Regions from separate parts of the Homo sapiens genome. Here region 1 is linked to region 2. A link is a loop called in an ENCODE intact Hi-C map of the cell type or tissue named here. Cell type or tissue: endothelial cell of umbilical vein. All regions are shown on one strand. Links, peaks and the distances in the headings refer to the core of each region. The heading gives the core; the rest is flanking DNA.

Region 1 (5,371 bases), core at 266-5,265, 56 kb before region 2:
TGGAGGGTTGTTTTTTTTTTATTTTATGGTTATTACTTTTATTAGATACAGGTGTCACTATGCTGCCCAGGCTGGAGTGCAGTTGCTATTCCCAGGCACAATCATGGCTCACTGCAGCCTCGAACCCGCAGGCTTAAGCAATCCTCCCGACTCAGCCTCTTGAGGAGCGGGGACTACAGGTGCATGCCGCTGAGCCTGGCCTACCTTCGTAGGTTTTGAGCAGAGGAATGGCATGCTCTGGCTTACCTTTTCAATTTTGGTGAGGCCCCTTGGCAAGGCTCCTTATGGTTTTTAGCTTCCCGCAGGAGAGCTCACTCCCTGCACTCGGGGTCTGCTTTGGTCACGTCAGGAAAGCCAACTAGGCCCAGGGGCTCTCCAGGACCCCACGCTCCCCTACTGGCCCCACTTCACAAGTTGCCATCCCATGCCTGGCCCCCCAGGTATGAGTTTGAGAACCCTGCTAAGATAGGTTGCCCGCATGGGCTTCTGCAGGGAAAGCTACTCACGGCGGCCGTGGGGAGCCTCTGCGTGCAGGCCACGGGAAGCCGCAGCTTCCAGTCCGTCTCCCCATCCAGCTGATCCGTCCGCAAGAAGCATGACCCTGTGGAAGGAAGTCGGGTGCCGTCACCTGCACCTCAAGCACCCTTCCCTTGGCAGCTCTGGGCAGCGTCTGCTCTGGTCCTTGTAAAAACAGCCAACCAATGGCCAGCGACCACAAGAGAAAATACATATCCTATCTCCTACTTCTTCCATAATAAGCTCTGGGGTCAAAAAGCTCAGAGTTCAAATCCTCACTCCGCCACTCCCTCTGAGTGGGATCCCCAGCTAGTTTCTTGGACTTGTCAAGCTTTAGTGTCTGTAAAACGTGGAGAAACGCAGACTTCGCAAGCTTGCTGTAAAGATTCAATGGGGAGATAGAACGGGGACGAGCACAGGTTGACCAGCATTCCGAGCCGTCTGGCCAGGCATCGCCAGCACCTTCTCAGGACCCAAACCACCTGAGTGCAGGTCCAGGCTCTGCCACGTAATAGCTTTGTGCCCTGAGAGTTGCCTATCCTCTCTGAGCCTCAGTTTCCTCGTGTGTAAAAGTGGAGATAGGAACAGCACTGACCCTGTAGAGATGTTGTGACAATTAAAGAGCTGATTCGTGCGCAGAGTTCAGAACAGGACTGATCGATCCAGGCAAGCACTAGGTCATTATGGGCTGGCACATTTCAGAGGTGTATCTTTCAGTCTGACATACAGATCCGTGCAAGTAGTCAGCTGTATACTCCATCAGATACAGAACATACCCCATTCACTGCCACTGCAGTTCAGTCTTTGAGAACTATTAATGTAGAACACTCATAATTTTGGTTTGTTTGTTTGTTTTTTCAAGAAAAAAAGAGCATGTCAGGGGCCCTACTCCATAATGCTCTGTTTTCACTAAATAGGACACAAGAACGAATTTAAAGACAAAGCTGCAGTTTTTCAAAGGCTGTTTTAATCTAGTGCCTTTTATCTCCTGTCCTGATTACATATTAGTATAAAATTTTACTTGTACTTTAATTCTATTCATAATGAAATACGTTGCAGCATCCTCAAAGGAATACGAATGTAAATTTTTCATGTATTCAAAAAACCTCCGATCATGCCAGATAAGGGAAAAACAGCCTTATTTCCTCAGAACAGCTTAAATAACAAAAATTAAAACTAAGGCCATTTTGGCCAGGCGTGGTGGCTCACACCTGTAATTCCAGCATTTTGGGAGGCCAATGGATCACTTGAGGTCAGGAGTTCGAGACCAGCCTGGCCAACACGGTGAAACCCCGTCTCTACTAAAAATACAAAAATTAGCCGGGCATGGTGGTGCACGGGAGGCTGAGGCAGGAGAATGGCTTGAACCCAGGAGGCAGAGGTTGAGGTAAGCCGAGATCGTACCACTACACTCCAGCCTGGGCGACAGAGCAAGACCCGGTCTCAAGGAAAAAAAAAAAAAAAAAACTAAGGCAATTTTAGTAGACTCATAGGGTGGGCAGGCAATGACAGCTGCCACCCTAGGGAACAACTGCAAGGAGTTAAGGGCCTTGTAGGAGACTTCAGAGATTCCCACCCCACAAACTCAGGCTACAATAAATAAATCAATAGGTGCTATAGGCAAGGTCCCCTGACTCATGAACAAAGGGCAGAAAAGACGCCCACCTCTCCCCAGTTTCTGTACTGCCCCCATCATGACACATCTGCTGGTATCAGCTTAGAAGAGAAAGGATTTCTGTTTACTTCTACATGGTAGAGACACTTCCTCGTCCCAACTCCTGAGGTTGAGCTTAACACAGCCGGGAGAGGAAATCCAAAGCCACTGTATGCGTGACTTTACCAGCTGTGAGTCAGCCGGTGTTCCACAAACTGTATTTTTTAATGATCACAATCTATTGACTTTTAAAACACCAACAACACTGTTTAAAAAGCACGGTCTATTTAAAAAGATGCTTTTGATTTGCCTCCATGGCTCCAAAATGATAATCTACTTTGTGACATTTTCAAATGATTATTTTGCCAAATTACCACTGAAAGGTTAATGGTTATTTTCCAAATTGATCTCAGATGTTTACCGTTTTTTTCTGATGTCCTCAGGAAGATCATGTCGGCAGGGACCCGCTGGTTCTGTGTTATGAAAAGAAAGACTGTTACTGTGAATGAATGACCGTGTGCTGTGCGGTGGGGAGGGGGGCTTCCGCCCCCACCCCCAACCCCTCGGTGGGTTGGGGCAGGGGGGACTGAAACTCACAGACTCTTTTACGTTTCTGCCTTTGTCAAAGACAGATTTGGGGATTTATTTTGTTTTGAATCTGAAAAATCTTGCACACTGCTGCTACTTTACTAATCCCCTATCAAAATCTTATCTTGGAAAGAGAGCTTCTAGTTTTCTGGCACATTCAACCATTACCTCCCAAAATCCCAAAAGCCTGCCTCCCCAGCTGGCTCTCTTCCAGGCTGTCTGCTGAGACTCAAGACAGACCCTCCTCTCTCGCTTTCTGCTTCTACCAACTTACCAGCTTGATGTTTGGCTTTTAGTGGATTTTAATAAGGAAGGAAAGTAGTAAGAAGCAACAAAAGCCATTCTAAAAAAAACTGGGGGGTGTGGGGAGCCAGTAGCCCCCATTTAATTATGAACAGAAAAGTATGTGATAACATAGATGGGGGTTGTGTGGTTCTTCTGAGCTGCCACCCAAAAGAGTTTCACTTTACCTTAAAGCAGCTTTGAGTTCTTGGATTTAATCCCTTTAAAAGAGCATAGCTCAATTTCTACAGAAACAAGTTAAGACACAACCCTTTTCTAATCAAATATTATTCCAAGCCTCTCCAGAGCCACCCCTCAAAATCCAATACCTTCCAAATATACACACTAGAAAAAGACATGAGTGTTTGCTAAAGTAGCAAACATACTGACACGGCTATTTTTTAAAATGTATTTTTGGTCTTTTTACTGTTCTCAGGTTACACTTAACCCCTGCTCCCCATAAAATAATAGACAAGCACAATGGTTAGGTCAGGAAATGCAAGCTAAAATGGCTCAAAGGGTAAATTAGATAAATATTTTAAGTGTCTATGTAGTAAGCAGACTTCTAGGAAAAACTTTATGATATTTTTTATCCCAAAATAATAAGCACATCGAACAGGAAATCAAAACTTGTACTTGTGTTTGTAAGCAGGATTTCTGGCTAACCAACGCATATAAACCTTGAAAAAATATTTGTGTGTGTGTGTGTCTGTGTGTGTGTGTGTCTGTCTGTCTGTCTCACAGGAAAGAGATTTTTCTCCCCAGGCAAAGTTTTTGGATAGAATCCCAAAATTCAACATTCACTTCGTCTACCAGATACACAAATGACACATTAGGACCCATGAAGTGGTATCCACACACAAGCTTCCAGATTCTGCTCACCTTTTCAACGATGATAAGGTCTCCAACTTGGATGTTAGAACTCTTCACCTTCACTGTGCCTGCAAAGCAGCAGGTTCAAGATACATCACCATCTTAATTCATTTCAATTCAACACGTCTTTACAGAGTGCCCAGCCTGCAAACACACAATACACCCAGAAGTACACGCTCCCACACACAGCTGCCAGTGACTCCAGCACCATTATTTCCTGCCTCTCCAGGAAAGGGTTCAACCGCTACAGAGGCCGTTGCAGAAATAAATGCCCACTTCACAGGGCACTGGAATAACTTCAGCCCTTCATGAAAGATCATTTATTTGCCTTCAGAGTGACTTAGATGGAAAGTAGTGGGGGGAAAAAAGTCTTAATTTTCAACACCACTTAACAGTGACTTAGATGCAAAGTACCGGGGGAAAAAAGTCTTAATTTTCAACACCACCAAAAAGAAAGAAGCTAACTAATTCCAAATGACTGATTTACTTTTTAATTTATAATTGCTACATGCTTTGATTTATAGGATTATGATCAGACTATATAATTTTTGCTGGATGTTTAGATAAACAGTAAAAGCTAACATTAAATGCTAATTCTGTGCTCAGCACTGTACAGATTTTGAAGGTTTCATTTAATCTTCACAATAGCCCTCAGAAGAAGGTAGTTCCATCTCCAGCTTTCAGACGAGGAAAGGAGACTCAGGATGTCCCACCTTCCCCCAAAGTCTCAGAGTTAGAACAGGTCAGTGCTGGGATTCACACCTGCATCTGACTCCACAGTACAGAATAAAAGCAGTGAGTTCCATTCAACCCAAAAAACATGACTGGGCCAGGCACAGTGGCTCACATCTGTAGTCCCAGGACTTTGGAAGGCCGAAGCAGGCAGATGGCTTGAGCCCAGGAGTTCCAAACCAGCCTGGCCACATGTCAAAACCCTGTCTCTACCAAAAACATAAAAATTAGCTGGATGTGGTGGCACATGCCTATAGTCCCGGCTATTCGAGAGGCTGAGGTGTGGGAGGATCGCTTGTGCCCAGGAGATAGAGGCTGCAGTGAGCCGTGATCATGTCACTCCGGCCTGGGCAACAGTGAGACCCTGTCTCAACAGCCAGACAGCATTTACTGAACGCCTGCTGTATGCCAGGCGTTCTAAGGGCTGGGGATACGTGAAACTCAATTCCAGTGGAGGGGAGGAGGCAATAAACAAATAATGGATGAAAGGGGTTGGAGAATCAGAGGGGTGGCTGTCAACAAACTCTGTGGGAGAGTTGAGGCCAGAATTAGACAGACGAAGGACACTGTGTTTACCAATAACAGACGAAAGGCACCCTGAGATGTGAGAAAGTGGGACAGGTGAATAGCTAACAGCATGCACACGGCCAAAGGCTAGAACTCCTTCAGCAAGACGTAAAGCATCAGGAAAGCAGGGAACAGCGAGAGATGAAAGTGGAAGGGGCC
Region 2 (5,371 bases), core at 280-5,279:
CGAGCTCAGAATTTTTTTTTTTTGAGACGGAGTCTCACTCCGTCACCCAGGCTGGAGTGCAGTGGTGCGATCTCGGCTCACTGCAACCTCCGCCTCCCGGATTCAAGCAATTCTTCTGCCTCCTCAGCCTTCCGAGTAGCTGGGATTACAGGTGCCCACCACCATGCCCAGCTAAGTTTGCTATTTGTAGTAGAGACAGTTTCACCATGTTGACCAGGCTGGTCTCAAACTCCTGACCCCAGGTGATCCACCCACCTTGGTCTCCCAAAGTGCTGGGATTATAGGCGTGAGCCACTGCCGGCCAGAATGTACTGTTAAGTGAACAATACATGTACTGTGTAGGGTATATTAATAATAGAATAAAAACAAAAAATCTATGTCTATTTATCTATATAAAGATGCATGGTTTTTTTGATAAATGCTTAAAAATTTCTAGAACAATACAGAAGAACATGGTAAGACTGGCTGCCTGGGGAAGGGTACAGGGTAGCTGACTAGAGAGAGTGGGAGGGAAACTGACTTTGCAATGGCTACACCTCTGTAGCTTTTAAGTATTAAACCATGTGACTCTGACTCAGTACACTTTTTTCTAATCTAAAAATAAAATAGGCCGGGTGCAGTGGCTCATCCTGTAATCCCAGCACTTTGGGAGATAGGCAGATGGCCTGAGCTCAGGAGTTTGAGACCAGCCTGGGCAACATGGTGAAACCCTGTCTCTACTTAAAAAAAGAAAAAAAGTCCAATAAAATTAGCTGGGTATAGTGGTGGGCACCTGTAATCCCAGCTACTTGGGAGGCTGAGGCGGGAGAATTGCTTCAACCCGGGAGGCGGAGGTTGCGGTGAGCCGAGATCGCACCACTTGCACTCCAGCCTGGGTGACAAAGCAAGACTCCGTCTCCAAAATAAATAAAAATAATAATAAAATAATAAAGCTCACCCCGCTGCCCAAACAGCACACAGCTCTGTCTGCAGCCTCTGATCTTGCCATGAGCTTGTAGGTCAGAGAGCAGACACCATTCACCTCCCCCAGGCCTGGCACACAAACGTGCTCCGTCACTAAGCGTGGGCTGATGACTCATTCTCCTGGGCCCTTTCACATGCCCCAGTGCCCAGCACTCCTCCCTCACCTCATGCATTTGTGTTTACCCAAGACACTCGGTCATAGGTTCTAACACAGACCTAGGCCACAGAGCCTGGCTGGCAACCCCACACAGCACGAGCCCAAAAAATTCCAGAAAACAGGACAGAATCCAGTGGAAGGCAATTTCCTAGACACCAAAACAATAAGCAAAAACATGAGTAAGTGCTGAGTGTGTGCCAAGCGCTGTGGCAAAGCCCTCAACGCGAATGACTTGCCTTGCTCCTCCCGACTGTCCTACATCAAGGGCTTCTATCCTCGCCCTCTTGTAGATGAGGACACTGCACCTCAGAGGGTCTTGCAGCCCATAAGGGACAGAGCCAGGATGTGAGTCCAGCAGGCTGACCCCGGAGCCAGCCCTCTTAGCTGGAGTCTGGCAATCTCATCTCGTTGTAGAATCTGAGAGCCACCTCTCAATTGTCTAGATGGCAACCTAGGGAGGAATCCAAATGGCAGGAACCCAGCAGAGACACACCAAGGGTCCCCACTGGCACTGCCAAGCCCACCTGCCTCCTCCCTCCAAGCCTGCTATGGCAGCTGGCACTGCTATGGGAGCGTCCATGAGCAACACACATTGGGGTCTAAGAGCTCTACGTCCAACAAGAGGCAGGAGGCTGGACGTGGCTCCTTCCTTGCAGCCATGGGTCACGCGGATAAAGAAGGGAAGGAAGAAGGGAGGGGCATCAGGAAGGAAGAATTCCCTTTTTCTCTGCAGATGAGGATTCCATTGTTTATCCTCCTTCTGGCTCCAGTGCTCAACATGTACCCTCACTGAAGCCCATTGTGGGCCCTGCCACCACTTATACCCCCAATGAATTAGGAATGCAAAACTCTTGAGATTTTTTAACGTTTCTGGGTTTTTTTTGTTTTTTTTTTTTTTTTTTGAGACAGCGTCACACTCCATCCCATGCTGGAGTGCAGTGACGCGATCATGGCTCACTGCAGCCTCAAACCCCTGGACTCAAGGGATCCTCCCACTTCAGCCTCCCAAGTAACTGAGACCACAAACATGCAATACCATGCCCAGCTAATTTTTTATTTTTCTTGGTAGAGATGGAGTCTCCCTATGTTGCCCAGGCTGGTCTCGAACTCCTGGGCTTAAGAAATCCTCCCACCTCCGCCTCTCAAAATGCTGGGATACAGGCATGAGCCACCATGCCCTGTTGCTCCTATTCCTTTTTGTTTGTTTTTTGTTTTTGTTTTGTTTTGTTTTGAGACAGAGTCTCGCTCTCCCCAGGCTGGAGTGCAATGGCGCAATCTCGGCTCACTGCAAGCTCCGCCTCCCGGGTTCACGCCATTCTCCTGCCTCAGCCTCCTGAGTAGCTGGGACTGCAGGCGCCCACCACCACGCCCGGCTAATTTTTTTGTATTTTTAGTAGAGACGGGGTTTCACCGTGTTAGCCAGGATGGTCTCGATCTCCTGACCTCGTGATCCGCCCGCCTCGGCCTCCCAAAGTGCTGGGATTATAGGCGTGAGCCACCGCGCCCGGCCGCTCCTCTTCTTTATTCACTCGCTCATTTAATCAAGCAGCCAGTATTTACTGAGCACCTACTAGGTGCCAGCCTTTGTGCTAAGCACTGGGATTCTCACAAGACAAACGAGGGCACTGCTCTCACAGAGCCTACATTTTGTAGGTGGGCAAGGTAGGAACAACAACAAAAAAAAAAAAACAAGAAAAAAAAAATATATGCTACTCAGCGGTAGGTGGCTCCTACAGAGTGAATGGTCTGGAAAGATGTCCCAAAGACACAGCTGAGCTGAGACCTGGGAGACAAGAGACAGCAGCTTACGAGCTGTGGGACCCTGGACTAGTTAATTAACCCTGCTAAGCCTCCGTTTCCTGGAAAATAAAACAATGACAGTACCTAGTATTGGACGATGCCATTAAGACAATCCACTTAAAATACCTAAGACAGTGATGCTGGCACCCAAGACACCAACGGAGTTTAACAAAATTCTTACAAGAAAAACTACTGTGTGTCACTAGAACGGAAGCCCCACACTGTCAGGGATTTCTCTCGCACGTGTTGACCACTATATCCCTAATATTAAAACTGCCAGAGACAGAGTAAGTGCTCAGGAAATATTTATGGAGTGAATAAACGGATGAATCAACAGTAGCTATTTTTAGTCTTCATGCTATAAACCTCTGTTAACTTTTCTGTGAGTGTGTAGAGATCTGGATGCCCTTTCAAACAGCCGGCAATTCTCTGAAATATCCAAAAACAAGGCCAAGATTCTTAAGCACTGGTTTTCTGTGGTATCACACACAAAACTGCATTTTTGAGTGCTTCTTTGTTGGTCAGGCTTATCCGATCCCAGTTAGGTGACTTCTCAGGCCCCGGGCAGGAGTCAGTGCCTCTCTCTACTTTCTCTTTGTTTGCTTTAGGAAGGGCCAGGATTCAGAATGAAAACATTACCTGTGGCCGGGTACAGTGTCTCATGCCTATAATCCCAGCAGTTTGGGAGGCCAAGGTGGGTGGATCACCTGAGGCTGGGAGTTCGAGGCCAGCCTGGCCAACATGGTCAAACCCTGTCTCTACTAAAAATACAAAAATAGCTGGGGGTGGTTATGCACGCCTGTAATCCCAGCTACTTGGGAGGCTGAGGCAGGACAATCACTTGAACCTGGGAGGCAGAAGTTGCAGTGAGCCAGGATGGCGCCATTGCACTCCAGCGTGGGCAACAAGAGCCAGACTCTGTCTCAAAAAAAAAAAGAAAGAAAGAAAGAAAAGAAAAAGAAAACATTACTTGTAAAGTGAAAATAAAATACAAATCAACTTGTGAGACTATAAGGCACTGGTTAAGTAAATTAGAGATGTCTATTCAAAGAAATATGCTGTCATTCAAAATGTCATTTGCATATGGCAAAACCCTGTCTCTATTAAAAACACAAAAATTAGCTGGGCGTGGTGGTGTGCACCTGTAGTCCTAGCTACTTGGGAGGCAGAGGCGGAGGCAGGAGAATCACTTGAACTCGGAAGGCGGAGGTTGCAGTGAGCCGAAATCATGCCATTGCAATCCAGCCTGGGCAACAGAGTGAGACTCCGTCTCAAAAAACAACAACAACAACAACAACAACAACAACAACAAACCCACGTTCTACATGGTTCCTAGTCATAAAACAATGTACACGCAGAAACAAACAGGAAGAAAACATCATCTGCTAAAAGGTTTGTGTTCATTGTGATTGTCTTTGAAGGAAAAATAACATAATACCAGCATTTCCTTTATCAGTTTTCTCTGTTCTCTCATTTTTCTTTTTCTTTCTTTTTTTTTTTTTTTAATGAGACTGAGCCTCGCTCTGTCACCCAGGCTAGAGAGCAGTGGCACGATCTCGACTCACTGCAACCTCCGCCTCCCAGGTTCAAGCAATTCTCCTGACTCAGCCTCCCAAGTAGCTGGGATTACAGGCATGTGCCACCATGCCCAGCTAATTTTGGTTTTTTTTTTTCCAGTAGAGACAGGTTTTCACCATGTTGGACAGGCTGGACTCGAACTCCTGACCTCAGGTGATCCACCCACCTCAGCCTCCCAAAGTGCTGGGTTACAGGCACGAGCCACCATGCCCGGCCTGTTCTCTCATTTTTTTTTACATAGATATGTACTCATTTTTCAATTAGAGGAAAACAAAGATTAGACTTTTTCACTGCTCCCCTTATAACATAAACTATTCAAGAAGAGAGTGCCTGGCCAGGCCCTGGAGCCTGGAGCCCCACAGGAGGACAGACCACCCTGACTTGACAATTTAAGCTCAGTGTTCCTGTGACTTGGCTAACCTATATGTCTAAAACTCAATCTCAGATACAGAAAAGGAAGCCAACGCTGGGCGCGGTGGCTCATGCTTGTAATCCCAGCACTTTGGGAGGCCAAGGCAGGTGGATCACCTGAGGTCGGGAGTTCAAGACCAGCCTGACCAACATGGAGAAACCCCGTCTCTACTAAAAATACAAAAAAGTAGCCAGGCCTGGTGGTGCATGCCTGTAATCCCAGCTACGCAGGAGGCTGAGGCAGGAGAATTGCTTGAACCCAGGAGGCGGAGGTTATGGTGAGCTGAGATTGCGCCATTGCACTCTGGCATGGGCAACAAGAACAAAACTCCATCTCGGGAAAAAAAGAAGAATAAATTTCTTAGGTCAGGCATGGTGGCACAGGCCTGTATTCCCAGCACTTTGAGAGGCCAAAAGTGGACAAATCACCTGAGGTCAGGGGTTTGAGACCAGCCTGGCCAA

What was found. Hi-C counts contacts between places; a loop is a spot of excess contacts. Peaks named below come from ENCODE experiments on the same cell type or tissue, not always from the same donor. Only the 100,000 strongest peaks of a DNase experiment are listed, where the experiment ranks them.
Region 1: it touches region 2 in a loop (4-fold over the local background); 13 of 110 quality-filtered maps call a loop at or near these places.

The regions. Positions count from the first base shown.
Region 1 is chr20:51,693,502-51,698,872 of GRCh38, forward strand. It overlaps ATP9A (ATPase phospholipid transporting 9A (putative)), which reads right to left. Exons shown (of 28, transcript NM_006045.3): 5 at 3,923-3,981; 6 at 2,592-2,643; 7 at 507-601. Among named protein-coding and RNA genes, the nearest start is that of ATP9A, 72 kb to the right of the region's middle. RefSeq lists a silencer at 2,049-2,343 and an enhancer at 5,059-5,371. In endothelial cell of umbilical vein, for the core only: no CTCF peak of the experiment used is centred there; DNase peaks (open chromatin) are centred at 2,320, 3,020, 3,140, 3,510 and 1 weaker place; H3K27ac peaks cover 2,579 bases.
Region 2 is chr20:51,749,258-51,754,628 of GRCh38, forward strand. The region is part of intron 1 of ATP9A (ATPase phospholipid transporting 9A (putative)); the gene reads right to left. Among named protein-coding and RNA genes, the nearest start is that of ATP9A, 16 kb to the right of the region's middle. RefSeq lists enhancers at 592-1,202, 950-999. In endothelial cell of umbilical vein, for the core only: no CTCF peak of the experiment used is centred there; DNase peaks (open chromatin) are centred at 1,134 and 3,224; H3K27ac peaks cover 3,169 bases.